Linked DNA regions of Homo sapiens: region 2 is linked to region 1. A link is an interaction called in ENCODE POLR2A ChIA-PET data of the cell type or tissue named here. Cell type or tissue: OCI-LY7. All regions are shown on one strand.

Region 1 (2,500 bases):
ATTGTGATCGTCATTATAGATTCAGTGAACTCTACTTGGTGGCCAAAAGCAATGAAAAATGCTTGTCTTAAATCACAGAAGACCTGAGGACAAGTGGGTAGTGAAAGTACGCTAGGTAATCTTAGTTCCTTAGTAAGATTAACTCCTTGTTACCTCTCATGTCTGTTGAGCACCAAATTTGTAAAGGCAGCTACAAATCCCAGACTTTCCTAAACCAAAAACTGGCTTCACCACCTGCTACTCCCTCTAGAAATTGGAGAAGACATCGTATTACATAGGTGAACCCAATAGCATTGTGACATGATGCTGCCACTGCCATCATCGAAGTGATCATGAATGAATCCTCACCATTCTCATTCAGGAGTCAAGACCCCAAACAGAATGATCTGGTTAACAAAGGCAAGGTCACAGGACTGAGCCCCAGCTGCCAAGAGGCCTGAAAACTTTCATTTCTCTTTCTTAACTTCTGACTTGGAGACAAGGTACCTTATTACAATAATAGTATACACAGTGGCATTTTCCATTTAAATAGAATGGCATGTTGGCAGTAGGATTGCTAAAAAATAAAAGAAAAAAAGAAAAAAGTCTACTACCGTGGCAAGGGATCATTTTGAATGACCACTCCTAGTTCTATGGGAACTCTACAACTATCTAAATGAAGGAACAACTGTAGTTGGTGAGTCTGAGCCTCTCCATCCACTTTTCACCTCATCTGTGCAGCACCAGACTGACTTCACTGCACTGGCTTCACTTGAAAAGGTGGGTGTCAGACACATATTAACTGAGCAGAGAACCACAAAGCTTCTCAAGGTCTGGATAGCTGATGGAGCCCACAGCTGAGATTTGCTTCACTTGACATTGATATTGGTTTTTTGTTTTTGTTTTTTATAAGATAACTCATTTGTTAGGAGTAAATGAGATCTTCTCCTTTATGTGGCAAATGGTTGGCATTACAAGTTTGACATTCAGGAACCCGACAAAGAAAAGCTGATCATGTTATCTGGAGGGGAGGGAAAAGGTCAAGTTCTAAGATTGGGACCCAAACTCACAGTATTAAGGCAAAAATTGAAGAGAAGGTCCATGTTTTCGAGCATAGGTCTGTCAAGAATTCACTAACACACACTGAAAGACGTTATTATACTCACTTTACAGAAGAAGAATCAGAGTCTTAAGTATTTTAAGTAACTTGTATGACTTTGCATGATACAGCTCATCAGTAGTAGAGAAACTTGGCCTATCTAACTCCAAGCTCTGTGCTAGCCATTACATGATCTTCTTAGCTTGTTTCTCTCCTTTTCATCACTCTGTAGCCTCATTTTAAACTTACGACTGAAAGAGATAGAAACACAAAGAAAAGACCAGCTAATTAAGTAATGATTATTTCTAAGCAAGATTGAGGGTGCTGTTGTGGCATGATTAATGGTGCGACAAGTCCCACTTAGTATTCAGGAAATGACCAATTGCATGAGTGCAGACACAAAGTCTCAGAAGGTTACAACTATTCTTATGGAGAATTACCCTTTCGGCTTCTTCCACCAGAGCCTCACAGTGGTCTCCTCAAATGTACTTTAGTGAAAAATCAAGTAGGAAGACAGCCTCATCTCCGAATCCGCTGGGTTTCTAGGGTGACAGCCACATCAATAAAGCCACAGAGAAGTGGCAGATAATGTGACATGTCTTTATAGGAATAACCCGATGCCTGGCTGATAGCTGTAGTTCTCACCAAGAAAGGAAGCGTACGATGGCTATTACAATTTACATATGGGTGTTGTATATCATGAAAAATTAGATTTACTATATAAATAAATTTAACCTCTGTTATAAACAGGATCTTGGATTTTATGTGTGATTCACTGAAAAGCTCCTTTAAGTAGTCAGTTTTCCTATTATATTTACATTTTTTATAACTTACTATACAGGGGCTCTGAGATTGCAAAATTTAAGATTTCAGCATTAGTAGCTACCGCAATAAAAAATTAAGCATAGGTAAAACACATTTTTAAAATTATAATGTATATATTATATTACAGGAAATAGGAGTAGATGAGAAAAATCAAATGGAAACCCAGCCACTCACGATTATGACTACTACATCAATTGAGGTTTAAAGGTATTTCCCCATTGTAAAACAGGGATTAATATATTTATAATAGTATCATTTAAAAACAGTTGCATTTAAGCTTTCCTTTCCCACAAGGACATTTTTTTTTTTTTTTTGCTTAAACAAGGAGAATAAAACTCTCATATTGACTTTATATTGTATAGCCTACTACTAATAATTAAATAAACTCAAGCCTGTAATCCCAGCACTTTTGGAGGCCGAGGTGGGCACATCATAAGGTCAGGAGATCGAGACTATTCTGGCTAACACGGTGAAACCCCGTCTCTATTAAAAATACAAAAATAATTAGCCAGGCGTGGTGGCAGGTGCCTGTAGTCCCAGCTACTCAGGAGGCTGAGGCAGGAGAATGGCATGAACCCAGGAGGCGGAGCTTGCAGT
Region 2 (2,500 bases), 110 kb before region 1:
GTGAGATAGCAGTTACACGAGAAGCAGATTTATGTGTCATGTATACAAATCAATAACAAAACTAAGTTTCTTAAGTCTTTCTAGTAATCATGGGAAGAAATATGTAACATGTATTCTGGAGGCATGGACGAGAGATACTCAGTGACTGGTGACTAGATGTTAGAAAGTAGCCTCTCGGCTATGAGTCAAGGACCATATATTAAGTGATCTTTACATCCTAAACAGGGCTTAGCATAGGATGTGCACATATTAGTTGCTACTTAAATGCTTTCTAATATATTGATTTGCTAAGCAGACTGATAATGCAGATAAAATTTCACAGGCATTACTTGACTTTGCAAATACTTTTCAGAATTCAAATAAATTATTTATGTACTACCCATGAATTAGAGACTATCCATTCATTATCATATAAATTATATTACTTGATTTCCTTGCTGAAAATCTTCCAGTGGCTTCCTGTTGCCTATAGGACCTAAACAATTTGGCATTTGCTCATCTCTCCTACCTTAATTTCTATCACTTTCCACCTTGAGTATTCCATACTGTACTTTCTATTTCTCTTCAGGGTCTTTACACTCACTGTTTCTCTTTTTGGAATGTTCTTCCACAGATATTTCCGTGGCCCACTCTTTCACATCCTTTAACTTTTGTTCTGATATTCTGACCTCTCAGATCACCTCTTCCTAAAGTGGCTGTCTTCTTATTCTCTTTCCCTTACCCTGATTCATTTTTCTTCATGGTATATATCACTGCCTGAAATTATATTTATTGTTTTGGTGTGTCAAGTTCAGTACCTGGTATATAATGCCCACTAAACATTTTCCTAAAAAAAATCAATTTTTCTAATCAATATGTTTGAGTGCTATAGACCAAAGGGTTGGTCGGTTGTCAGGCAGGTAAGCAGACCCTGTATAAGACAACAGGGTGTGGCGGGAGCAGCAACCATGTGTGAACAGTTTAGGCTTGATTAAGAGGTATGCAAATAAAAAATAAGTAAAATGTTGTGTCGACCAAATAAGATATATCTGGGGACCAGATTGGGCCCAACTGTTTTGGGTTTACATAAGTTACACAATAAATAGCAGTGACTATCTCGTGATAGTTTTGGAGAAAATACTGTTTTCTATAAATATGTATTTCCACTTCTCTCTTTTCCTTTTTTTTCATCTTATCACACTTAGTATTTTTTCCTTCAGATGTAAAGGTGAATTAGCACGGTGTATGCACTCAATACTGTCTGTTCAGCTCCCTAATGATATGAACAGTGAATGCAAATGTAAACCTATCTGTAGGTTTTCTAATCACAGAAACAGGAAGCTCCAAATTTAAGAACATAGAATCAGTGATGCAAATGTGTTGGGGGTGGGGGAGCTTGCCAAGGACAGACAGAAAATAGAAAAAGTCACCCTTCACTTCTGATGCCTACTCTCAATCAAGTCTCAGATAGGGGCAATTTCCAGAGAAATGATCATCCTATAGGTATGAATAGGTTAATGAAGCTATAAAGCCTTTGTTTGCCCACCAGACCTGTTTTCTCTTCTCTTCCTGGGAAACTAAGGCTTCTCTTAAGCCATTCTCTGATTCTCTGATATCTTAACTGGTCTGTGATAGGGTTCAGATTCAGTCAATCTATTATCATCTCCTATTTATATTTCTCTGCAATCAATGACCATGCTGTATTGCTTCAGGCTGTGATTCACAATCATAAACTGTAGTTTATATTTATCAACTTCATTTATGAGAAAAATTGGGCACGCAGGATGTAATTACATTGTCATGAGCTGCTAAAGACAAACACTGAGGCTCACACATCAGTGACCACAGAAGTCAGACCCGTTCTCCCCAACAGCTCAGTTTGTGTGTCCAAATCTCTATAGCTCTACTGGCATCTAGGAGCTGCAATTTCCTGTGTGTGTGTTTTAAGTTGCCTTGTTCAGATTTCTAGCAAATTGGAGTAACATTTGGTGATAGAGACGTCCGCATTTTCAATAGAACTTTATATTTTTTTGTGAGACAATGATCAGCCTTGTAGCAGTTGGCCATAATTTAGATTAATTTACAGTGGAGCTGTCAAGTCTAGAATTAACAGAGAAAACCTAGCATAAACTAATCTGTCAGTTCAAGGCACAGACTTCAATCCTTTAATCACAGCTAAACTCTTTTACTTCTGGGGCACCAAAGCTGTCCTCACAGCAGGGTGTTATGGCATGTTTGTAATGTCTGAAGGGTAAAAATATGCTCAAATTGCAGTTCAAATACTGTGTTTTTAAGCAACAGCAGCTTGTAGATGTTGTTAAACTCTCTGCCTTTTTTTTTTTCCTGGAATGATTTGATTATCATCGTAAGGTCCTCTTTAGAATTCCTTACTTTCAAAACAGATACACTAAAATTTAGGCTTTTCTCCCCCATAGGTCAGTGCTCTGTATTAGTTTGGAAAAAGATGACCAGATTTTCAGTGGGCTAGATCAACACTAGAATGCAACAAATGAATTGATTG

Evidence for each region. Peaks named below come from ENCODE experiments on the same cell type or tissue, not always from the same donor. Only the 100,000 strongest peaks of a DNase experiment are listed, where the experiment ranks them.
Region 2: POLR2A ChIA-PET joins it to region 1 with 17 read pairs; 2 of 35 experiments call an interaction of 5 or more read pairs at or near these places.

What each region holds. Positions count from the first base shown.
Region 1 is chr1:107,246,126-107,248,625 of GRCh38, reverse strand. All of the region lies in intron 2 of NTNG1 (netrin G1), which reads right to left. Among named protein-coding and RNA genes, the nearest start is that of NTNG1, 110 kb to the right of the region's middle. In OCI-LY7, no CTCF peak of the experiment used is centred here; DNase peaks (open chromatin) are centred at 415 and 1,455; H3K4me3 peaks cover 873 bases; H3K27ac peaks cover 1,790 bases.
Region 2 is chr1:107,358,487-107,360,986 of GRCh38, reverse strand. The region is part of intron 3 of NTNG1 (netrin G1); the gene reads right to left. Among named protein-coding and RNA genes, the nearest start is that of NTNG1, 220 kb to the right of the region's middle. In OCI-LY7, no CTCF peak of the experiment used is centred here; DNase peaks (open chromatin) are centred at 996, 1,336 and 1,856; H3K4me3 peaks cover 2,500 bases; H3K27ac peaks cover 2,500 bases.